5 separate regions of the Homo sapiens genome follow, and all the other regions are linked to region 1. Evidence: chromatin loops called from intact Hi-C (ENCODE). Cell type or tissue: PC-3. All regions are shown on one strand. Region 1 overlaps PLCB4 (phospholipase C beta 4). Region 2 overlaps PLCB4 (phospholipase C beta 4). Region 3 overlaps PAK5 (p21 (RAC1) activated kinase 5). Region 4 has its middle 29 kb from the start of LAMP5. Region 5 overlaps PAK5 (p21 (RAC1) activated kinase 5).

The links. Hi-C counts contacts between places; a loop is a spot of excess contacts. Peaks named below come from ENCODE experiments on the same cell type or tissue, not always from the same donor. Only the 100,000 strongest peaks of a DNase experiment are listed, where the experiment ranks them.
Region 2: it touches region 1 in a loop (2.4-fold over the local background); 6 of 110 quality-filtered maps call a loop at or near these places.
Region 3: it touches region 1 in a loop (4-fold over the local background); 34 of 110 quality-filtered maps call a loop at or near these places.
Region 4: a loop joins it to region 1, with 5 times the contacts of the local background. A loop is called at or near these places in 3 of 110 quality-filtered maps.
Region 5: a loop joins it to region 1, with 19 times the contacts of the local background. A loop is called at or near these places in 103 of 110 quality-filtered maps.

Annotation. Positions count from the first base shown.
Region 1 is chr20:9,405,686-9,410,685 of GRCh38, reverse strand. PLCB4 (phospholipase C beta 4) reads right to left here. Exons shown (of 40, transcript NM_001377142.1): 22 at 2,628-2,769; 23 at 1,969-2,053; 24 at 1,505-1,629. Among named protein-coding and RNA genes, the nearest start is that of LAMP5, 110 kb to the left of the region's middle. In PC-3, CTCF peaks have their summits at 2,227 and 2,427 (motif pointing left); DNase peaks (open chromatin) are centred at 525, 1,095, 1,945 and 2,415; H3K4me3 peaks cover 643 bases; H3K27ac peaks cover 2,205 bases.
Region 2 is chr20:9,472,496-9,477,495 of GRCh38, reverse strand. It overlaps PLCB4 (phospholipase C beta 4), which reads right to left. Exons shown (of 40, transcript NM_001377142.1): 37 at 4,649-4,706; 38 at 4,131-4,217; 39 at 743-779. Among named protein-coding and RNA genes, the nearest start is that of LAMP5, 40 kb to the left of the region's middle. In PC-3, no CTCF peak of the experiment used is centred here; a DNase peak (open chromatin) is centred at 2,485.
Region 3 is chr20:9,587,283-9,592,282 of GRCh38, reverse strand. All of the region lies in intron 3 of PAK5 (p21 (RAC1) activated kinase 5), which reads left to right. The region is part of intron 2 of LOC105372523 (a long non-coding RNA gene); the gene reads right to left. Among named protein-coding and RNA genes, the nearest start is that of LAMP5-AS1, 75 kb to the right of the region's middle. In PC-3, no CTCF peak of the experiment used is centred here; a DNase peak (open chromatin) is centred at 1,882; H3K27ac peaks cover 1,358 bases.
Region 4 is chr20:9,483,340-9,488,339 of GRCh38, reverse strand. No RefSeq gene overlaps it. Among named protein-coding and RNA genes, the nearest start is that of LAMP5, 29 kb to the left of the region's middle. In PC-3, no CTCF peak of the experiment used is centred here; a DNase peak (open chromatin) is centred at 2,199; H3K27ac peaks cover 569 bases.
Region 5 is chr20:9,606,984-9,611,983 of GRCh38, reverse strand. All of the region lies in intron 3 of PAK5 (p21 (RAC1) activated kinase 5), which reads left to right. It overlaps LOC105372523 (a long non-coding RNA gene), which reads right to left. Exons shown (of 3, transcript XR_937250.3): 3 at 4,810-4,887. Among named protein-coding and RNA genes, the nearest start is that of LAMP5-AS1, 94 kb to the right of the region's middle. In PC-3, CTCF peaks have their summits at 1,914 (motif pointing right) and 2,917 (motif pointing right); a DNase peak (open chromatin) is centred at 1,903.

The DNA of each region.
Region 1 (5,000 bases):
CCTGGAGATACCCGGGAGGGTGAATATGAAACTTGATTTAAAAGACTGGAAAATGAACTAGGTAAGTATCGCATAAAACTTGGTGGCATGCTTCCAGGATGGGAGGCAGGGGGAATTACTCTAGTGGGGTCTACACTGGCAGCACATGGCTTTTGACTTCTGTCTTGCAAGTGAATAACATTTTTTCTTTCTTCCCATCCGCAAAAGAAATGGGTAAACTGATGGATATTTTTTCCTCTTCAAAATGTTGTGTTTAAACCTAATATTATAGAATAAAACATAAGCTGGGTTAGCCATTTAATCCATATTATGGACTCACTGACAACTGAGAACACAAGTTGGGCTTTTTTAAGTAAGTGAAGTCATCAGAGCCTTGTTACTGGGCCCCAGCTAGAAACACTCAGGATTGTATTGGTAGCTATCACGTCACAGTCTAACCTAGCAAGCACTGTGGGGACCCCATGCAGAATGGTGACTCCAGTAGGAGGAGCTTCTGGTCACTGGGGAGGCTCCTTCAAGGCATGAGAAGCACAGTCAGCTCACACTCATGCCAAAGGAATGAAAGTCAAAGGATCTTCCACTCAATCCACATAGCAGGGAACGAAGTGACAGGGATTCTTAAAATACAAAATAGATTTTAAAAAATCCTCAAATTGGGAAGCATGGGCAGTTCTCTTAATAGCAAAGAGTTGAAGGAAAAAAGAGCTTTCTGGTTTTGTTTTATTTTACCAGTTGTAAGAACCATGCTGTAGAATTGACCATCTACAGTGAAGAGGGTTTGTGGCATATTTCTATCTATTCTATTTCTATTTTGCTACCTCTAGTCTTGATACTGTGATCCTAGGCTCTTAAGCAAACCTCAAAAATTTTAAAAATGTGTTTATCAATTATAAAAATTTACTCTTTTCCTTCCAGAAAAAAAAAGTCATTATATATTGGAAACCTGACTTTGAGTACACTTTGGAGGACCAAGTTATAGATTAGTACCTCTTCAAATATGTAACTCCTTATATACCATTTTAGTGGCATTTACTTCAAAATATTCTGTATTTGTTTAGTGAAGTGCCCCTGCATCAGTCATATTTGCTGAATGTTCACAGTGGTCAGGGTGTTTGCCAAAGGAGAAATGAGTCGCTGTTACTGTACAAAGATACTCAAATTCTTTTCACTTAATTCTGCCTCTGGAAACAAAGATAACAACTTTGATCCAAAAGGAAGAAAAATGAGAAATATTTTGGAATATGGGATAATGGTTAGCAGGAATAGTCATGGCATTTATGAAAGGAATTAAATTCCAATCACAACACATTATCTTCTACCATTGTTTGCTCTATTTTGGTTTTTTTTTTTTTATTTCTCACCATTATATAAATCCAATAACACATTGCTTTGCCATATGTCTGCTTCCTTTAAAAAATGCCCACAGCCAACTGATGGGAAGTGCTGGCACCATCCTGTCAAAGTGTTCTCATGGAATTTGGGGTCACTGGACATCAGCTCCTACCTGGGGTTTGATAGTTCAGTGAAACCATCTGGCAGCCAGCGTTCCAGAAAATCTGAGGCATGTAATTACTGGAATCGACTCGGCCTCCCTTGGGGTAAATGCGACTCATTTGCCGTTTGTTATAACTGTAACTTATTAAGGAAAACAGAAAAAAAGAGTCCTACAGCAGAGAAAAATAAACAACAAAGAGCTAAAACAACAAAGGTCTAGGCCAACAATGACAAACAAGTAGACAGCACAGAGCAGATTTCACATTTACAAATGATGCTTAAGATCACAGTTCACTGTGTGGATTATAAAAACAATTTTCATTTGGGCAGATTGTCACAGCTGCCATGGTCTTTCCCACATATCATTTTATGAACTCCACCACCAGAATGAGATATTAGCCATTTATCTATTTCAGAGGCTCTTGCCAAACCAACGTGAGTCAACCACTCATTCCACTTGATACATAAGGATACTTGACAAATTCAATTGCATGTGTCTTCAAGTAGCCAAGACCGACTGATTCATTAAAAGAAGACATGTTATAATGAATATTGCGTTCTGTAAAAGAAAAGCAAAGATGGATTCAGGAACTCTGCCATCAAACCCTCACCGAAAAACAGCAATAAATAAATGCAATTACACCCTGAATCATGAGGCCTTGGAGGCTAATGCTACATTATCATGTCAGTAGCTCCTACTTTCATTGACATCCTGTGGATGGAGACATCTGTCTTTTCAGCCACCACCGAAATATGAATTTTTGATGATAATGATGATTACGATGGCTTCTCTAGCCCAGAAATGAAGTTTTTAAATACTTCTTATGTTTTTTTGAAAACCAGCTTTTGATTAAAAGGAGTCTTGTGAATGCACTTGGGAACAGAAGAAGCTACATGCCCAGCACTAACAAATCCATAGTCTCTCATCGCCACCTTGTGGTTGAAGTCGTGAATGACAATGTAATGTCACCACATACCAAGGTGGCTTCTATGGTCTGTGAAACAAAAATAAGGTGAGGTGGAACAGCCCCCATGCCCACAAAGAAAAATGGCAACAAATTAGATAAAAGCTCATCAGCACCATAAAAGAAAATCAAGCAAAAAAGGCGACTGCATTTAACCTTTGGTGTTACCTTCTGCCACATGGAAACCTTGAAACTTTACAGGCTGGGCGTAGTTGATCATTGTGGACAAATATGGATGGATATTAGTGGTAGCACCTACATATTTATAAGATGCCATCCACGCCTGCTCATCTTCTACAGTGACCAGGCCCTACAAGCACAAGGAAGAAAACATATAAGTTGATGACTTCAGTAGGACCCACGGATACGTGCTGCAGATTTCCTTAATAAAGATAATTGCACACACACAAATTGAAAGGTAAAGGCTTTTTCTTCCTCAATTATGCTAAAGGATACTTTAAGAAGTTAGTGTCTGTTGTAGCTCTGAATAATGCAAAAGGAGGTAATCATAAAATATTAAGCTTATCTTACATTTGTAGGACATTTTTAGATTTTTAAGGGACTTTATTCAAGAAATTACTGGCCGGGAACGGTGGCTCATGCCTTTAATCCAGCACTTTGGGAGGCCAGGAGTTCAAGACAAACTTGGCGAACATGGCAAAACCCCATCTCTACTAAAAATGCCAAAAATTAGCTGGGTGTGGTGGCGTGAGCCTGTAATTCCAGCTACTTGGGAGGCTGAGGCAGGAGAATCGCTTGAACCCAGGAGGCAGAGGTTGAGGTGAGCTGAGATTGTGCCACTGCACTCCAGACCAGGCAACAGAGCAAGACTCCATCTCAAAAAAAAAAAAAAAGAAATTACTATATTGGACCTCACAGCAATGCTATGAAATAGATATAGCATCATATTTTTACAAATTGAGGCACAACATCAAAAATAGTGACTCTCGAACATTAGCGTGCATCAGAATCACCTGGAAGACTTTTTAAACTAGAACAGATTCCTGGGCCCCACACTCAGAGTTTCTGTTGAAGTGAGTCTGCAGTGAGGCCAGTCATTGCTGTAACTAGTTCCCAGGTGCTAATGATGCTGCCTCTTTGGGGACTATGTTTCACTGTAGCACTCTAGAATGTAAGCAACATACATACGTGGTTTATAGTATTTAAAAAGCACTTAATCTTAAAAGTAACCTAATAACTTGCTGCATAGGACATATTGAAACTGCATTACTTTGCATACAGAAAAAAGAAAACAAATTAGTTTATTTATTGATAGAAAAAACAACAATAAAACCAACAACAAAAATACCTTCAAAAGTGATCAATATTTTTGCTGAGAACTTTGCAAAGCTAAATTTCCTGCATAAAGTGAATCTAGTTGGATAAATTCCTTAGTTGGATGATGTAATCCATGAGTTAAAAAATGGTCAGATGCTGGGCGCAGTGGCTCACGCCTGTAATCCCAGCACTTTGGGAGGCTGAGGCGGGTGGATCATGAGGTCAGGAGATCGAGACCATCCTGGTGAACACTGTGAAACCCCATCTCTATTAAAAATACAAAAAAATTAACTGGGCATGGTGGCAGGCACCTGTAGTCCCAGCTACTGGGAGGCTGAGGCAGGAGAATGGCGAATGAAGTGAACCCGGGGGGCAGAGCTTTCAGTGAGCGGAGATCACGCCACTGCACTCCAGCCTGGGCAACAGAGTGAGACTCCATCTCAAAAAAAAAAAAAAATGGTCAATTTGTTTGTCTTAACTGATCACTTAACAATCTGAGCATTCTAAATTATCAAACTGATTTCACCAATAAAAGCCTGAAACAATAATCAAGTAATGTAATTTGGTTTTGTTTTTGTTTTTATCATTTTCTTAATGTGTCCTCCTGCTCCCCCACCAAACAACGGCCATGTCCGTTCCTTCCATGTGTGTTTAATAATAATAAATACCACCAGTGCTATGAGCTGAGCACCAGGATGAGTTCTTGCACACACAGTCTCATTACTGTCTGTGATGTGTAGTGAGGATTAGAGTCCTACCCACTGACCACATGAGAAGATTGATGCCTTGAGAATTAAAATAACTTAGCTAATAAATGACAATGACCAAATGTCAATCTGTATACTGTTGACCCAAATTATGAATTATGAAATTCTAGAACAAGAGAGTAATGTACTCACAAATATTTTGGGACAGGCCTGCGACCATATTTATTCATAATTCTTTCAAGTTTAATATTTAGAGGGTGAGAAGATACGATCTCAACTTCAAATAGGATAGGACCCCACAGGCAGCAAGGCAGTATTTTCCGAACCTCTGAAGTATGAGAATGAAGTTATTAGGCAAACTTCTGCCTGTGGCTGTCAGCCTCACTGTTGTAGGATAAACCATAAATACTTACTAAATAAAACCACTGTGATCACTTGAAGAACTTTGAAGAGGATGAAAGAAAGTGAAAATGTAACTTTACCTTTCCTACAATAAGGCCAATAGCTAATAACATCAAATAATACTCTTAGAAGTTATGCAGTGTAAAATTAATCA
Region 2 (5,000 bases), 67 kb before region 1:
TGTGCTTGTCCCCCTTTAGCTTCTGAAGAAAGTATTGACCACGGTGTAGAAGGAAGAATCATAGGACATTACAAGACTATTCCAACAGCTAAGTTCTTATATGAGTTGGGTGACCATTCATTCTCATTTGTCTGAGGCAATTCCAGTTTATGCCTGTAGTCCTAGATATTATAAACAGAGCTGCCTTTCACTCTCAAAACTATCCTGGTATGGACAATAAATTATATGACCACCTTACTTATGAGGAGTGATTAGGGTCTTTGGCAGATGGGACTTAGCAGAGAGCATGACAAGAGTCATCGTGTAAGGTTTCTACATGCACAGCACAGCTCCATCATTAAAAACCACCAACCAACTTTCAGCGAGCGCTTTAAAAATTAATTGGAGTCATATTAACATTTGTGAGTGACCTGACTCTGTGACCCTGTCTTAGCTCTGGTCAGTCCAAATGACAGCTGCACATCACTGTTCTGGTTATGTCTTTATTACCATGATCTGTTTCCTAAATCTGCAATAGAAAATACAGGTTCAAATACCCTCAGAAGTAATTCTCTAAAGACTTAGGGCATTTTGGCATGAATATGACATCAGAAATCCAAGCATGGAATAGTCAAGCTTTTAAATCCAAACCCTTCAGATATTAGTTATGACCAGATGTGACTCATAAATGGAGACTGCACAGAGAATACGGACGTAGTCGAGAAGGAAAGCAACGTCTTGCTTATCAGAGTTTCGGTCCTACCTTGCGTTTGGGACACTGCATGACAGGATTTCAAAAGCTGTTTGTACAAAAATAGTAATGTCAAAATTGAGTCATACATACAAAACGAAGAAAATAAATGAATATTGAAGTGAATTTGAAAAATGAATGCAAAACCATATACAGAAAAGCAAAAAGCTAAGGATAAAACATGTACACACCCCTCAGTGACAAACTTTCCCCTAGTTGATCTCAACAGAAAAAAAAGAAACGAAACAAACAACCAACGCCTGTCATTCCCAGACTGTGCCTCTCTTCTGTGGCAGTAAGTGGAGAACCTGGCCTTTAAGCAAAACCTTTTACCTCTCTTTATTAAATGATAGGATTGATGATAAAAATCAATTTTTGAGACTCGAGTGTGTGACAGTAATGGAGTCGTTAATGTTTGAAATGGTACATGTCAAGACAGATGAGATATACTGTGTAGCTGGGAAGTCTATGAAAAAACTCAAGTAGGAAAAACATCCCCAACCTTCAGAGTGTTAAGTGAATAGTTGGCTGACCAAGTAGGCAAGGACATAAAGTGGCTTACAAATAACCTAGAAGGTGAGGATCCAGAATCAGGACCAAAACATACTGACGCCTGGTTTGTTTCTGCCAGTGCCCCCAACACTGGTTTAGCTAATGGACTGAATCCATTCCAGGCCTTGCTTTGGAAGGGGAGATTTGGGACACCGATTAGGAGTAGGGTCACAGGAGAACAGAAAGAAACCTTTGAGGGAAATACTATGGGAGAATGTTTACATTTATCTCTGGCTTAGAAAAAATGTCTTGGGATTTAACAATTATTTAGAAGATTGTTGTAGAAGTTTGCATTGTCTGGAGACAAAGAACTGTTCTTGCTGATGAAATGTTTACCTGGTTATGAAGGCAGTTATACTATATAGTTCCAGACCTTGCCTTTTTATGAGGAAAGAAATGAAGTCACTGTATCTTTTGCACTGTGCCCATGACAGTGTTGTACCATACAGAGTAACTGTGAATTGAGAGCTTTCTCACCCTTAAATGCCAAAAAATGTATACTAGAAAGATCTGGGATTGAATTTGCAATTGAACAGGCCATATTTCTAAAGCAAAGCTTAACACAGAAACTCAAGTCCAAATTCTTTGCTTGCCAGAAGCATCAGTATGATATCTTGAATGTCTTTTCCTTGAATCTCATTAAATCTTTATCAGGTCTCAAGCCTTTTCATGTTCTATGCTTTCCCAAGCTTTTGTGACTCAAAGTGTCAGTTGTGGGTGGTAGACCTTAAAAGACATATTTGAATTTCTGCAACAAAAAGCCAGCACCCTCCCAATACAATCTAATCAATACAGCTATCACTAATCTAGCAGTTTAATGCAAGAACTCTGGTGTGGCTTGAATTAGCCATGTGTTAGGATAAAAGCTCAAACTGATTTTTAAAAATTATGTACTTCGGCTCCAAAGCTAGCGACACAAGATGACTGTTTTCTCTAGCTCTGGCATACACCACTATTGTAGTGATGAGTAATTCTGAGCACATTTACATTCTTTAGTCAAACTTGTTGCTAAGCAACACAATTAATTTCCAAGTAGTTTCTTAATTTAGTTAACTAACACATAACTGTGCCTTACCTTTCACTGTGCCCTTCCTCTAGGGAGAATTTTTAAAAACCTTCTCCAAGGCATCCTTATCCCTACCCATTGTTGAATCACTGAAGTGGCTTCTAAAGCTTTGGAGATGGTGACTTTATCCTTACTCATATTCCCATATTTCCCCCAGGAGCACTTTCTGAGAAGTGCTTTAAGAGCAAAAACATAAGCTAGGTAACTTGTACCAGAATGTGATGTGTTTATGAGTTGGTCAAATGAATTGTACCTGTGGGACAATAACCATGTATTGTCCCCTTGGAGTGGACTTGCTTATGAATAGAAGCACTTAGCTGAAAAGGAAATGGGAAACATAACTAGGAAGTATGTTGATGAATAAAATTTCTGTCCACCAAAAAGTAAAGAATCTGAAACTAGAAGTCAGATTTATCTGTTACCCAATTGCCATACAAAAAAGATTTTATTTTATTTTATTTTATTTTATTTTTACTTTCTCAAAGGTACTTTTTAGTATAATTCCTACTTAAGTATTCTTCAAGGGGAGTCATTTACTCTGGAAAAAAGTATTCCTTAAATAGGATTGTTTTATAGATGGGAGAAAACAGGAAGGAATAATGTGGCACAAGTACATATTTCATCAAAACCTCTCCGTTTCTAAATTGAATTACCTAGGAATAATAACTTCTATACCAACTACACCTAAAGAATAACATTTGAACTGAGAGAGTCTGAAATGTAAATGATAACTGAGGGTCTTGTTGCCATAGGAACTAGAGGGATTTCCATTAATTAAAGGTTACTGTAGAAGGCTGATGGGCTGTAGCCCATTTGGAAAGGTGCCCACCTGTACTATGCACCAGATAAAAATACATTTACCTTGGTGCTGGTATATGCCCATTGGCCTAACTAAACAGTTGGTGTTTGGGTAACTCCTTTTTTTTTTTTTTTGAGATGGAGTCACTCTGTCGCTCAGGCTGGAGTGCAGTGGTGCGATCTCGGCTCACTGCAACCTCCGCCTCTTGGGTTCAAGTGATTTTCCTGCTTCAGCCAACTGAGTAGCTGGGACTACAGGTGCATGCCACCAGGCCCGGCTAATTTTTGTATTTTTAGTAGAGACGGGGCTTCACCATGTTGGCCAGGATGGTCTCGATCTCCTGACCTCCTGATCCACCCTCCTCGGCCTCTCAAAGTGCTGGGATTACAGGCATGAGCCCACTGCGCCCGGCCTGGATAACTCTTTATTTGTGTATATTTCTTTATTTAGTGTCTTGTCTTGCAGGGAAAAAGACCAAGACTATGGTATCCACTCATGCTCAGTGATTTGTAGAGTGATGGGGGCTCATGACTTTAGATACCACCTGTAAGTCCCAGGGAGGTTTTTAAACTTCGTTTTCAGATTGAGTTTGAAAATAGGTGGTTTCTCTCATTTGCTTTTAAACATCATATCCCTTGCCTATAGTTTGCAAATTATAAAACTCTAAATGAAAATGGAGAAATACTTCGTAATCTCTTTTTTTCATCCTCTCACTTTTAGTAATTTCATTCTTAGAATTCACATAATCCCCATAATTTATCCAAATATTCTTTTTTTGGCACAGCCAGATTCTGCTCCTGCTCCAAAAACTGGTACTTTCTTTTCTTTTTGGATATAATGGAGAAAATATAGTAATGGGCAACAAATTCTTCTATCTACCTTTCAATTACAATATGCAAGCCACTGGTCACTGTGGGCCATGGCATGTGTATCCCAAAGCTGGCTAGCTGCCTGCATGTTTTTACGTATTTTAGGTAAAATACCTGCTCATTCTGTTTCTCTAGGAATTCTAGATGTTCAAGCTGGACTTTTTTCAACTGATCCATTTCTTTGGACTGCTTCATGGCAAGCTGCAAAAAAAAAAAAAAAAAAAATTCTGATTGAACTTTGGGTTACAATCTTAAAACAGGGATGAGAGATGACTTGTAACTTTATAATTTAAGTGAAAGAGATAATAATTTTTTAAAAAATCATCTCAAAATTTGGAGAGTTTAAACTCATAATTATTTCTGGGAAGATCTTTCCTGCTAAAATCTTAGAAAATAATAGAGGACTTACGCATGACTAAACCTGGCTTCATTTTCTGTATAAAATGGTGCCAAATCATTACCTTAAAGATTTTAGTGAGACATTATTTTAGCTTTCAGGGAGCAGAGAAGCTGGAATGTTTAATGTACAGAAAAATCAAATTAAACAAATTAGCTAGAGATCTGGTGGCTAAGCATGTTATTGTTTATAGTTTTTTAAAGGAAGAATGCCAAAAATATAATAAAATACTTACTCTCTTTCTTTCTTCCAGAAACTTTTTAGTGTTGCTGCTGTTTAACTCCCTGACTCGCCTAAAAGCAATGGGCACAAATAACGGTTGGTATGACATTGAATGAAATTAATATTATATCAAATAATAAAGAGCTATATTCCATCAAATTCTCTGGATGGAATTATTGCTTTATTTTTCTAATTGTTATTGCAGTATTTTCAAACATATAATGTCCAGAGAAGAATATTTAAAAATCTGTGTATGTGTCCCTCAGATTAACTGATATTTTTAATGTTTTGCCATGTTTATCTCACATTTTTAAAGGCAATAAACAGTTCCAGATGTAATTAAAGCCCCATGTGTATTCTTCCTG
Region 3 (5,000 bases), 180 kb before region 1:
GTTCTGCTTCTAGTGTACCTATCACTGAAATATTGAACATTGTACCCAACAGGTAATTTTTCAACCCTCATTCCTTATCCACCATCTCCCATCCCTGCTTTTAGAGTTCTTAGAGTCTATTCTCTCCATCTTTATGTCCGTGATGACCTTAATATTTAATGGGGTTAGAAGTTTCAAACTTTTGAGACATATGGAAGACTTGGATTGCAACTTTTCTCTTCTATTTTTTGCATAAGGCATACTCTTTTCTTGGCATCTAAGAACAGTCAATTTCTGAAATATGAATTACAGTGCATAGTTACAATACCAACTTTATAGTTTAAAATGTTATTTGACTGCCTACTGGTTTTATTTCCAGATTAACAAGTTTCTTAACATTTATTATGCCTCCAAGAGATAATTTCCACATTTGTAAAGATTGTTTGAAATGTCAGGTAAAACAACAACAACAACAGAAATTTAAATTTAGGACATGCAAAGGTAAATTTTTCTTGGCTAAATTTAAAATAAATATGCCTTGTACTATAAGAGAATGCAATACATTGTGGCCCTTAGCATTGCATATTAGCAATATTTAGAGCATAATTTAATCAGTTGGTTGATTTGGGGAGGTAGTTGCAATTGATATGTAGACTACATGTTTTATTAGTTATTACATTTTTAAATGTCAGAATCTTGAGTAAATGCAATGTAACATTTCCTTTGTTATAGAGAAAGAATTTTCAAGTTGCTTTAAAGGCTAATTATTTCAAAGACCAGTCAACTTATTTTTCCCCAATTTCCATAAATTCTGAGTTTTGAACATCCTTTCTTTAAAAAGCTTTGTTTCTGGAAATATTTTATATTCTGCCCCCCACAGAATATGCTTACATTTCTTTCATTGTATCTCAAAGGGTTTGGAGCTTGTCTTTCTGGGTTTTGACTATCCTTTCTACTCCTGAGAGTTGAAGTTGAGGGTGCTGACAGGGTGTTGTGGTTTTCATATTCTATAGAGAGGCAGCATTTGTAACAGGTAGGTGTGAGCCTTGCTTTCAAACCTCCCACCTGCTAGCTGAGTGACACTGGGAAAATTCCTTGGCCTCTCTGAGCCTCACTTTCTTCCTTCTTATAAAGGGGTAATAATGCCATACCTTGGAGTCATATTATGATTATTATATATTGGAAAAATACTTCTAATCATCTTGGCACACAGCAAGTGTTTAATCCATGGTAGTGACTAGAAACTCTTATTAAACCAATTTACGGACTGATGGCAGTCATTTTATTCGTCAGTTCACAAATTCTTTAAAGTTCAGATCATATGGAGGACAGGGCATGAGGGAGGAAATGATGGATTCTTGTTTATGCCCACAACACCTACTGTTGCCTAAGGTGACCTTACCACCCAGCAAGAACTTGGCCAGTCTGCTTCTCGAATTGCTGTTCCAGAAAAGCTCATTTGCGAACAGTGTTGGGTTGTTTATTTGGGTTGCTTATTCTAGTCAATTGACTTGGCCAACAAACTGCATTTCTTCAGGAGTGGGGAGAACTGTGTTTCATGTCCTCCTCTGTGACAGAACTGCAGACAGTAAACGAAGTGATGCCTGTGGTGCCATATGACTCCCTCCCTCTAAGAAACCACATTCAGCTTTTGGGGAGGCTTATTTCTTTTTTTTTTTTTTTTGGCACAGCCCATGAATCAAATACTAGCAGAGTTTTCCCTCCAAAGATGAGACCTGTGTATCTAGATCAGGGTTCAGCAAACTTTTTCTGTGAAGGGCCTGAGAGTAAGTATTTTACACCTTGCAGGCCATATAGTCTCTCTTGCAACTCAACCCTACCATTGTGGTGCACAAATCCAGCCATACTCTCACCATATGTAAATATTTACAAAAACAGGCAGAGGGCCAGATTTGGCCCATGAGTCACATGGCTTCCTGACTTCTGCTCTAGATCAGTTCTGCTCAATACAAGTAAAATGCAAGCCACGTATTTAATTTTACATTTCCTAGTAGCACATTAAAAACAATTCTTGGCCAGTCCTGGTGGCTCATACCTGTAATCCCAGCACTTCAGGAGGCTGTTGCATGAGATCACTTGAGGCCAGGAGTTTGAGACCACCCTGGGCAACATAATGAGACCTCCTCTCTACATTTTTTTTTTAATTAGCCAGGCATTTTGGCACATGCCTGTATTCCTAGCTACCCAGAATAACTTGAGCCCAGGAGTTTGAAGCTATAGTGAGCTATGATTGCACCACTATACTCCAGCCTGGAAGACAGAGCAAGACCTTGTCTTCAAAAAAAAAAATTTGTAATATATTAAAGCATCTTGATTTTTAAAGATGAAATGTTTTTAAGTCTTAGAATAGAAAGAGACAGATGCCTTACCTTTATGAGTAACCTAAGTTTGCTGAGACCAGCCTAGCCAACATGGTGAAACCCCATCTCCACTAAAAATACAAAACTAACTGGTCATGGTGGTGCATATCTGTAATCCCAGCTACTTGGGAGGCTGAGGCATGAGAATCGCTTGAACCCGGGAGGCAGAGGTTGCAGTGAACAGAGATCACACCATTGCACTCCAGCCTGGGCAACAAAGGTGAAACTCCATCTCAAAACAAACAAACAAAAAAACAGAAATTGGCTTTTTGGATTCCATGTGATTAAGATTATTACATAATTTGTTAAAGAGGGATTTTCTGGTTAGAATCCCTTACCACTACCTCCACTCTGAAATATGTTGCCTGAATTATCTTGTTTTCCAGGGATATGCAATGCTCAAATGTTCACCCAATTAGCCCCAACCACTGTTGTTACCAAATAAAAGGTATATGTAGAGAACTGAAAGAAAATAGATAAAATATCTATTGGTAATAGCGAGTGAAAATATTTATTGAAAATATCTAATGATATTACAAAATCCAAACAAGAGTTACCGTTTCTTCCTATAAGGATCTAAGTAGATCAAATCTGTTTGTTGTGACTATGTTACCTGATGTTTCCAGCTACCTGCCTTAATAAAAACAAGGAAGACAGTTCTTTACCAACAGGGTAAGAATTTAGATAGACAGTTTAAAAGTACATAAGTTCTGAGAGAATCTTTGTTTATACTTCAGTTGTGGAAATATTTAGCTTATTAACCTCCTGAGCTATATTTACCTGAAAGACAAAATGAAACACGTTTGAGGCACACAGAAGATACTGCTTTTGAAAAAGAGATGTGAGGTCCTATTAGGGCAAAGCTGTTAATTACACACTTCATTATTGTCAAGGTTAATACAGTCTGTGAGGGCAGAGGCACTTTTTCATCTCTTTTCGGGGAACAAGGGGAGACAGCTGTTTTCACAGACAGATCCATTATAGCTTATCACCAGCCAACAGCCCATGGAAGGAGCACTATGAAATATGGCCACTGTCACTGGGAGCCTGAATAGATGCTGAGCTGGTCCAGGGTACAATGGAAAGACAATGAGCACCATGGCTTCAAACTCAAATAGATTGGGTTGCATTGATTTTTAATGCCTGGAGGTTCCATGGCATAAAATCCACCAATCCTCTTGCAGTTATTGTATTATTGATCTCTATAAAAGTGCACAATTTTGCTTTAATGAACACCAGAGACGGACAATAATAATTAGTGGTTCTTCTGTTTGGAAGCCTGGTTAAACCGTGTTGGAAAACTCTGCATGTTTGGATTTTCATTATTACTGCTTTGCCACTTATGATTCTATAAAGTGAAACCTGTATCAGCAAAACAAATACTGCCTTGGTTCTGATTTAACAGGTCTTCTTTTCTTATACTTTTTTGGGTGGGGCACTAATTTGTTTTTAACAAACATTTACATTTTGCAACCCCCTGCTTATTAACACTGAGCTAATAGTTTTCATTGAAACGGAAGAGTGTGTGCTTTATTTAAAGTGTGATACATTTATACCATCAACAAACATTTTCAAATGCTAACCATGGAAATGAAATCCAAGAAAAGACTGTCTTAGGACATGCCTTAGTTTCTTTGCCCTTTTGTTTGGTTGGTTGGTTGGCTTTTAGATTTTTCTTTCATTTTTTTACTATTGGGTGATTAAAATTTCTTCTTTCTAAATGTTTGTAACCACATCATATCTTTTGTAGTGTTCGGATTTTGTTCATCAATAACTCTAAGGCTTCTAGCCTTATAGTAAGAGCATGGTGCTAAAGAAGCAGGTGTACCAAAATGGTGAAATAAATGGAAGTCATCGTTTTGGTTAAGCTGGAGAAATGTTTCATCTTCAAAGGGAATGAGAAAATGAACATGTAATTCCCAATGTGTATATATAGTGTAAACGTACTTAGCGCTATGTATGTATATATAGAATACAATACATATAGTACATTTAACACTATATTATAGATAGTTAATAAAATGCATATTTAATACAACTTATATATATGTATGTATATACATATAATGCTGACTCTTCTTATACAGAAAAGCATACCTCAGTCTAACTTTTTTGTTATAAAGGTAACCCTGATTGTAGAAGATCTAGAAAATGCATTAACCCCATTGTATACACAGTGTAACCCTCCGACCATCATCCTCATCACCTGAGAGCTTTTTGGAACTCTAGCATCCCAGGCCCCACCCAGACCTACTGAATCACAGTCTCCCTTTAACAAGATACTTGGGTGATTTGTGTGCACTTTAAAGTTTGAGAAGCACTGGACTGAAATATAAATCACCCCTAGTCTTCCCACCCTGAGATGACAGCCACTATCAAAATTTTACTGTATTTCTATCAACTTTTCTTTTCTATACCTATCTTTCCATTTAAATCTTGAAAGTCTAACTTGGTTAATTTTTCTGACTCATACATTACGTTTTTAAGAAGAATAACTATAGAATGCTGATTGTTAATTTGAAAGTATTCCGCTTTTTAGATCTCAGAAGGAATATTTATGTAACAATTGTAATTAATTTGAGATACATCTGTTTAAATTCAAGAAATATGTATTTTGTATCTAAAGTTACTAATAGTACT
Region 4 (5,000 bases), 78 kb before region 1:
TCTCGGGTGTGTCATTTCCTGTCCCTTGTGAGAGGCTCTCTCTTAAGTTACTCTTGTATTGTTTCAAATCATTTTCTGTTGCAGACTTGGAGAGTTGGCATGGAAAATGCTAGAAGGGAAGAATAAAGAGAGTCTATTCCACATCCAACTCTGCCTCCCTCACTCAGCACAGGCTTTTGAGAGGAGTAGAATAGTTTCCTTGTGGAGCAGCAAAGCCTGCTGAATTAATTTTATGCTCAAAACTCTTCTGAGTAATTATGCCTCTTCGATGGTTTCCACTAGGCAACAGGCTTCAGAAGTAAACTTTGTTATTTTGGCATCATCCCTATTGGTCTTCTGAATGTGTATATGTATTTTTGTATACTAAATTATATTTCATTCCCCCCATTCTCTTTATACCATGAACATATATCTATTGCTATATTTTTAAAACATGGGTTTAATTGAGAATTATACATGCAATGGAAGACACAAATCTTAGGTGTATTCCCTGATTCCCTGATCAATGTTTACCTGTATAAACACCCATGTAACCTCCACGCAGCGTAAGTTATAGACCAGCAGTTCTCAAAATCTTTGGCCTCAGGGATTCCTTAACACTCTTAATATTTTTAAAAAACTCAGAGTTTGTTTATGTGAATTATATCTGTAAGCATTACTATGTTAAAAATTTGAAACAGGAATTTCAAAATATTTCTCAATTCAATAAAAATAACAAAACTGTCACTTGTTAATATATAACCAATATTGTACTATTACAATAACTTTTTTGTGAAACATAACTGTATTTTCTAAAAGTTGGTGGGAGGAGTGGCATTGTTTTACATTGTTGCAAATGTCTTTAACGTATGGCTTTACAGAAGTCATCTGAGTTCTAATGTCTTTTTCTTCATTCGGTCTGTTGTGATATGTCATTTTCACTGCAGTATATGAAGAAATCTGGCCTCCCACAGAGACGGATTTGGAAACAAGAGGACTACACAGACCCTCTGACAGTCTCTTGGGGGACACAATGGCTTGCCAAGGGATCCTTGATACACACTTCGAGAACCACTTGCATAGACCATCACCATCATCCTGGAAGGTTTTTTCAGAGAGGACCACTACTCTGACTTCCTTCAAGATTAGCATTGCCTTTCCTTGATCTTCATGTATGTGGAATCATAAGGTAAGTACTTTCATGTGTTCTACCCTGTGAATATACTACATTTCATCAATGCATCCTCCTATTGGTACACATCTGATTTGTTTCTAGCTTTTTATTATTATGAATAAAGAACATGCTTTTTGATGAACACATACACAATACACTCATTTCTTTTTTTCTTTTTTCTTCTTCTTTTTTAAGATGGGGTCTCGTTACGTATTGCACGCTGGGGTGTGGTAGCTATTCTTGGGTGCGATCATAGAACACTACTTTGTACTCTGGGATTAAAGAGGAGGCATAGCCTTGAATTATATTGTCAGCCTCCCAAGTAGCTTGGACTGCAGGTGTGTATCACCATGTCTGGCTTACACTCATTACTCTTAGAGTGTAATTGCTGGGACATAAGATTGGCAGACGTTTAGCTTAATAGACTTCCAAGCCTTAGAAAATATTTTTACTTTGCTGAATTTTATTTCAGCATATATTATTTAGCATAATATACTTTTAAATTATTCGAAATATATTTAAATACATTCCTCTTATTAATACCTAATATATGCTCCTATATTTTTCTTTTAAGAATTTTGCTTTAAAATCAGTCTAACTACTCAATACCATATATTTCCATTGCTAGACTATTGCATTTAAAAAATCTGTGTCCCATATTTTATGCAATTGGACAAAGTAATGTGGTAAAGTAATTCCCCGTTTATCTGCAATTTTAGGACCCATAACTCAAACAGACCAGTCCGAAAGCAGCTACTTAATATTAGCATCCAAGACTGTGGCAGGAGGTCATTTGAGTGACCAGGGAGCCCAAAGGAAAAAGAGAGAAGGTTTAGAAGCAAACCAAAAAAATGAAAAGACAGGGAGGGGGAGGGAGAAAGTCAAAGAAGAAAGAAGAAGAAGGAGTAGGAGGAGGAGGAAGAAGAAGGAGGGGGAGGAGGATGAGGAGGAGGAGGTGTTTGTCAAATGACAAAGTTAGTTGAAATCATCAGCAGTCCAGCTTAGAGGAAGTGAACAGCAGACACTCAGAAGGTTACAAATAAAAAGAAACCTGAGACATCAAACATGAGGCTTAGCAGCTGGAATCACTCCCTGAGAAAACCATGTTCCGTGCCTGTAGGTGATTCCAGTGGCTTTTGAAAGCTGCAGTCTCTGGGACTTTGAAATGAGACTGTTTTATCATCTTCCTGTTCCCAGAGCTTGGCTGTATCAGTTAGTTATGGCCACATAACAAAAAATATCAAAACTCAGTGGCTCAAATCAACATCCATTTCCTATTTCTCATATGGTTATAGGTTGGCTGGGTGTTCCCACGGCTCTGGGAAAGGCATGGCTGATCTCAGCTGCAGGCTCACACATCTATTGTCAGCTGGTAAAATGAACGAGATAACTCCACTCTCTGCAAGTCGCGCATACCCGCCAGCAGGCCAGCCTTCTCATGTGCTCTCACGGCAGTGTCAGAGACTTAAAGTGAAGAAACAAAAATGTGCCTCCACTCGTGTCCAGTTTGCTGCTACAGCTTGAGTGTTCCTTATCCAAAATGCTTGGGACCAGAAGTGTTTCAGATTTCGGTTGTTTTTAGATTTTGGAATATCTGCATATACATAATAAGATATCTTGGGGATGGGATCCAAGTCCAAACACAAAATATATTTATGTGTCATTACACTGTATACACATAGCCTCAGGGTAATTTTATACACTGTTCTAAATAATTTTGTGCATAAAAAATTGGGGCCATTAATGCCACCCATCTACCTTATGAATATCGCCTAAAGCTAAAACTGTTGATAAGTTTTCAAAATAGAGTGCATTACTGGTAAAAAAACAAGTTGAAGGGCTGGATACGGTGGCTCATGCCTGTAATCCCAGTACTTTGGGAGGCCGAGGCAGGCAGATTGCCTGAGGTCAGGAGTTTGAGACCAGCCTGGTCAACATGGTGAAACCCCATCTCCACTAAAAATACAAAAATTAGCCAGGCATGGTGGTGCGTGCCTGTAATCCTAGCTACTCAGGAGGTTGAGGCAGGAGGATCACTTGAACCCAGGAGACGGAGGTTGCAGTGAGCCGACACAGTGCCACTGCACTCCAGCCTGGGCGACAGAGTCACTCTGTCTCAAAAAAAAAAAAAAGAAAAGAGAAAAAGTTGGAAGTGTGTAACAGTGAAACACTAAAAGAACATAACTGACCCCATTTTTGTTTAAGGGGCCTTTTCCTGTTCCTGCACATAGGCTAGGCTAATTTGGGCACACAGATAAAATACAAAAATAGCCATTTTGTATTTGTACTCTGGGATTAAAGAGAGAGTATGTAAGCAACTATGTTTTGTTAAAGATTTATAGGAACATTGTGACTTGGCTAAAGACAAAGACAAAGAAGTTTCCAACCTCCTCAGACCCTTGTTGGCACTCAAATGTCTGCAGTTGTCAGTCACCTCTTGATCCCAACTCCTCCTCTTCCCACCACCCTTAACATAAAGAGTCTGAAATGAGTACTGACCAAAGATGGTACTTTAGGACGCTAGTCCACCATCTTCTCAGTTTTCTGGCTCTTTGAACTAAAGTCACCTTCCTTGTTCCAACTCCTTGTCTCTCTACTTACTGGCTGTTGTGTGGTGAGCAGAATGAGTTGGAACTGGGTTACAAGGGTAGAGAGGTTAAGAGTGGTTTTCCAATAAATATTTAATCCATGAACAAATAAAGTTAGTTCAATGCTGAAGAAATGTCTAATATAACCATTTATATGGCTACTTGATGTAGTAGAAGTGAATTCATAATACAGGGGTACAGTCTGTAGGGTTCAATATGCTGTGCTGTAACAAATACCACACCCTAACAAAATACCAAGATTTGTCTAAGGAAAAACAAAAGATAGAAGTGTTAAAAGCTGCATGTGAATTTTGAGAAAATCCATGAATTGCTTGAAAAGGGTAAACAATTTTGATGGATCAGTATAACATTTCCTCATTCACATTATATGATATCAAAGTTCCGAAATGACAGATGGTCAAATCCTTTTTCTGTCTGTTTTGTTTTTGGTACATTCTGATTCATCTAAAGCTATTGAGTCCTGATGCAAGTGATTAGGTATACAATATTAAATTGGCCTTCCTTGGAAATTTTTCCTAATTTTATTGTGCTGGACACTCAAAAATTTCCAGGATGAAGTACTTCAGAAATTGCCCCTTACCCTGAACTTCCAAGAAGGTAATGCTAGGAGAGGAAAGGAGTGGAAAAGGCACAGCATCATTTATCACGATAAGTACAGTGTAGACACCAATTTTTTAATGTAAAAGCAATGATGCTGCTATTTTAACCATCTCCCTACTCCCCCCACCCGCCTAATATTTTTTCATTATTCTAACCTATGGAGCAGAACGTTTTCCACAAAATATTATTAAAGAAGATGGCTCATAAATATTCATCCCAGAGGTATCACCAGATTTATTATGATATTAAAGATGCAATTAAAATATGTGCTTGAGATTCCGTTCAACGTCAAGCATCAAAGAAGAGTTGTAGAAATGTGTGGCCTTCTGTTAGATTTGCACAAGTGATGAAGAAGGAGAAGCTAGAGTTTTGAACGAGGCGTCCCTAAGATAACCTCAGCAATAAAATAATAGGGGTATTCCTTCTTCACTCTCCATAATCTCTTAATGTTGATGGATCCACACTGTTAGATCCGTGATGGCCACTGTGATCATTGCACTGTTTTAAAAGTATGCTAACAATAAGTATTGAGAAAAATTATTTTTCTTGGAACTGAAAAGACACTTTGCAAAAAAGCTTCTTTTAGGTTTTCATTAAGTTTTCAAAGGCATTTCCTGCCCAAGAGTCTATACAGATGG
Region 5 (5,000 bases), 200 kb before region 1:
AGAGACATCACAGTGGTAGTTCCTGCACAAAGAATTTATGGAGGAAGTGTTCCCAAGAAAAACTAGTAATTGCATGAAGGAAATAGGCAGGAAAGGGACAAAAGTGAGTAATGGACAGTCTCAAGTAAATTCCCACCTCTGTCTGATTCCCAGGGAGCTCTGGAGCACAAGTAACTCCTTAGACTTTCTTCTCTCTTGAGGCAGAGTTGGGCTCTCACACTCCCATATAGGGAGGGAAAAACTTTTTCCACTGTCTTCTGGGTTCTTCAGCTGAGGCCCTGCAAATTAGAGTTATGAAAGATAGGTGAAGAACAACAATAAAAACAAACAGACAGGCTGAAGTTTATTAGCACGTGCAGCTTGCATATACACGGGAGAACTCCGTGGTGAGTAACTCAAAGGGGTGACTAGACCTTGGGGCTTATATGGCATCTTAACAAAGATGGATAATTTTGTAGAGAAGTGACAAGAAAAGAGCTTTTGATGATTGGGGTGGCAAATTGTGGGAAGGTAAACACATGGGGAAACATATAAAAGATAGGGTTAGTGAGTAAGGTGTGTTTGTGTAGACTCTCTCAGTACCATCTCTTCTCTGATAATAAGGCCGTTATCCCCTTCCTGGAATGGCAGTTTGGGTGGGGGCAGGGACACCTTCACAACAGGACTTTATGTTCTGTTTTTGGGCAGATAGGAGGAGAGTAGAGAGTTCATTCTGAATCCACTTTTTCTCAATTGCCTCCACTTAAAATAATTCCTATTCCAGAGTGGCATATTACTCCCCGGCATTACCACTTCTCTGCCTATGCAGGCAAAGGGATTCCAATAGGCCAAGAACAGTCCATTGGAGATGAATATCTTGGTCCTTTCCTGCTGCTGTAACAAAATACAGGGAATGGAAAATTTACCAACAATAAAAATTTATTTCTCGCAGTTCTGGAGGCTGGAAGTCTAGGATCAAGGTGCTAGCAGGTTTTGCGTCTGGTGAGGGCACAGTCTGCTTCCGAGATGTCCATTTGAATGAGCACTGAAGGACAAAAAGGCCAAAAGGGGCAAAGGCCATGTCCTCTCGTGGCAGAAGAGATGGAGGGGAAATGGGCCCACCTAGCTCCCTTAACCTTTTATAAGGGCACTAATCTCATTCATGACATAGCCACCTCCTGACAGCCCCACCTCACACTGGGATTTCACTCCCAACCTGTGAAATGTGGAGGGACACATACATTCAAATGACAGCAATAAATTACGGGCACAGACCATTAGAAACAAAGCACACAGATGCCGAGGGAGGGACACGCCAGAACAGTTAAAGAAATCCAAGCGCATCTATGTAGCCTGTCAACAGAGTCTGCTACAAAGACCAAAAAGGAAATGCCTTAGGATCTTTTGCACATGCCGACATCTTATATTTGCCTATTTGTTAATTCAAGCATCAGGTACATCCCTTGTTTGCTATTTGGCTAAATATATTAATATATATGATCTTAAGTAATAATGCTGCAAGCACACTGCACCATGCAGAATCGGTCTACAGTCATGGGATGGAACCACATCAAAACCCCATGCCCAGCAGTTTTGTTTTAGAATTCCAGAGAAACACAACAGAGATAGCTGCCAGTACAGGCTTACTGTGCAAGGCCACATTCAAGCTCTACCTAGGGGCAGCATGCAAGGGAAGTGTTTAGTAATGATTATCTGGAGGATGCAAGCTAATTCTTCCATTTCTTTGATGCCTTCCATAGTGGCTATACCAATTCTGAAGACATTCAATATAAAAATAACTGTGAAGTTTATTAGCCAATTATATACATTCGGCTTTGCGTATGGCGGTGTGATTTCAGCTCTCACCAAGATACTTTCAGGAAGATGACTTTAAGACCTTGCGGTTGCTTTTATCTATCTTCACACCAGGGGGCAGGCTTGAGTCGTTTTTAATTCCTTTGTGTGTTGTTCTTAGAAAACAAAGGCTGTGTCTTATTTAAAACAAAACAAAACAAAAGCTACTACACTTGGTTACCTCAAAGGAAAAGTACCATTTGGCACTTACTTCTACCGTCACAGGCTGATTACAGACCTTCCATAGAATGGATTTAGAGTGTTACATATCCATCTGTCCTGTCTGGATTTCTTTCCACTCCATTTGGAACCATTTTTGAGGATCCATTTGAATTTTAAACAGGAAGACATAATGTCTATGCTAAAGTTCCACCGACTAATATACAGGCCAAAGTTTCCAAATTCCTAAAATTGAAAATTTGTCAAAATTTATAGTCATTTTTAATGTTTTGTGTTGCTGGTGTAAAATCTTCCAGGATAGTATGGCCAGTGCCCAAATGCAAAAACACCCTCATGTTCCTGCCTCTGATGGCTTTGACCACTGGTGGCTGAGGGTTGGCAGCAGAACTCCAGGACTGTGCCTTTGGTGGACTCATTTGCTCCATGTGACCCCCACCATAAACGCAGGCCTTGCAGAAGGAAAGGAAGAGTTTGCATCTCGGCCTGCTCTGTCCCCTTGAGTGTCTTTGCCTGGAAATTGTCAGTGTTTTCACACTTATGTTTTGCCCTCGACCTGGATATGTGGGCACCTATGCGAGGTTAAACTGTGATACTTTGATTTTCATCAATCTGGAAAGTGGTGGCACTAGCTCAGTTGCTTAGGGCAGGACAAACGGGGTTGCAACTGCAGGTGATGTCTTCATTTGACTCATTCTCTTGGCTGTGACTCTACCTGAAAGCCAACTCATCAGCTTGCAAATTACAGCCACTGAACTGGGCCTGGGGAGGCAAAGGCAAGTCTGTCTTCATTACTAGAGAGGCTGTGTAAAGTGCTTTCCCCTTCCCACCCAGCATCATGTGGTTGCCAATGCCTTGTTACACAAAGCCCAGGTGTCTGACTGCAAAGAGAAGCGGTTCTCTCATCCTGAGCCCTTCCACCAGGGGGTTGAATTCATATGTTCCCGACAATAAGTACAACTTGGTGAAGAGGCATCACTAATTCACGAAATCTGCAGATACGTTGCTTTATTCTTCATCATGTTGAAGATCCTTCATTTCTAAGGTTTTCCTTTTCTCTTCTTTTATTCTTGTTGCCATCACCAGCTGCATCAGATAGATGAAGGAGCAGCAGCTGGACAGTTTAATTTATTAGGGCTGTCAGGGCCAATCTACTGCTGATAATAGAACACAGTAGAAGTGGATCTGTCTAGTAAAGCACATTTAATCTAAATGATTCAAATAGTGTTTCAGCAGCTTCCTATAAATTAATTCATTTTAGAATCCCCCTATTAACTTGCTTTTAATTTCAGAATATGTGCACATTGCACACACATTTTTCTCTTAAAAATACCCTGTCTGCTCATGCAGAGAAGATATTTGATATTTAAAATATTTTTCCTCTGATTTTGAAAACAAGATTGAAAGTCAAATTAAAAGACATCACTTGAGATCATGGATGTCTGAACACCATGTCTTACCTAGAGACAATGGAGGATTACTTGCCAGTTCAAATCCACACCAGGAAGGAATGCTTCCACCTCAAGTTTTGGACTGACTGGCTGTCCTCCAAGCGCTGGAGTCCTCTTGGCTAAGGCATTCATAGAAACTTCCTAACTTTTCATTATTTCAAATAATCTCAAATTTACAGAAAAGTTACAAGTACCATATAAAGAACTTTATGTCCTGAATCTATTAAGTTGCCAACCTGACATTCTGTCATTCCAAATACCATAGTGTGTTACCTACCTGCTATAGAATGAATACTTGTATCCCTCCAAAATTTGTATGTTGAAATCCTTACCCTCAGTGTGGTGATATTTGGAGGTGGGGCCTTTGGCAGGTGATTGATTAGGTCAATAAGGGCAGAGCCCTTATGAATGGTATTAGAGTCCCTGTCAAAGAGACCCCATACAGCTCCCTTGTGTGAGGTTATAGTGAGAAGATGGCTGTCTGTGAACCAGGAAGTGTGCCCTCACCAGACACTGTTCCTGCTAGCACCTTGATCTTGGAATTCCCAGCCTCCAGAACTGTGAGAAATAGATTTCTATTGTTTAAAAGCCACTCAGTCTGTGACATTCTGTTAAAGCAGTCTAAATCGACTAATAGTACCAAAAAGAAGCATCATTTTCTTTTTCTCCTTTTCTTTTTTCTTTTCTTTTTTTTTAGACAGAGTCTTGTTGCATTGCCCAGGCTGGAGGGCAGTGGCATGAAGATCATATCTCACTGTAGCCTCAACCTCCCACGCTCAAGTAATCCTCCCACCTTAGCCTCCGGAGTAGCTGGGACTGCAGGCACATGCTACCTACCATGCCTGGCTAATTTTTTAAAATATTTTTTGTAGATACAGGGTCTCCCTAGTCTGGTCTTTAATTCCTGGGCCCAAGTGATCCTCCCACCTTGGCCTCCCAAAGTGCTGGGATTACAGGTGTGAGCCGCCATGCCTGCGTTTTCTACACAGCCACATGCCACCATCAACATTAAGACATTAACACTGAGACCTTACTGCCACTTATTTATCAGGTCCCAAGAAGGTTCTCCAGTTGCCCTAATAATGAAGATCCAATTGAAAGTCACATGTTGCATATTTTGTCATATCTCTTTTTAGTCTTATTGATTCCAGAACAGTTCCTCAGCCTTTCTTTATATTGGCCTTGGCACTTCTGAAGAGCACAGGCCAGTTGTTTTACAGAATGTCCCTCCATTTTCCTTTGGCTGACACTTTCTCATAGTCAGGTTCAGGTGATGCACCTTTGGCAGGACTATCAGAGAAGCCATAGTGGGCTGCACCATTGTTCCAGATTCAGTGTGTTTCATGGCTGGCGGCGCTCACTCTGATCACTCAGTCGAACATGGTGTCTGCCAGGCTTTTCAACTCCAACGTTACTCTTTTCCCCTCTGTAATTAGAAGGTATGGGAGGAGGAAGTTAGTAGAGAATATGAAATATAGACTTTCATTTTTAAAACATAAATCAGCAAAAGATCTTTTATATCAAATTTTAGTTAATTTT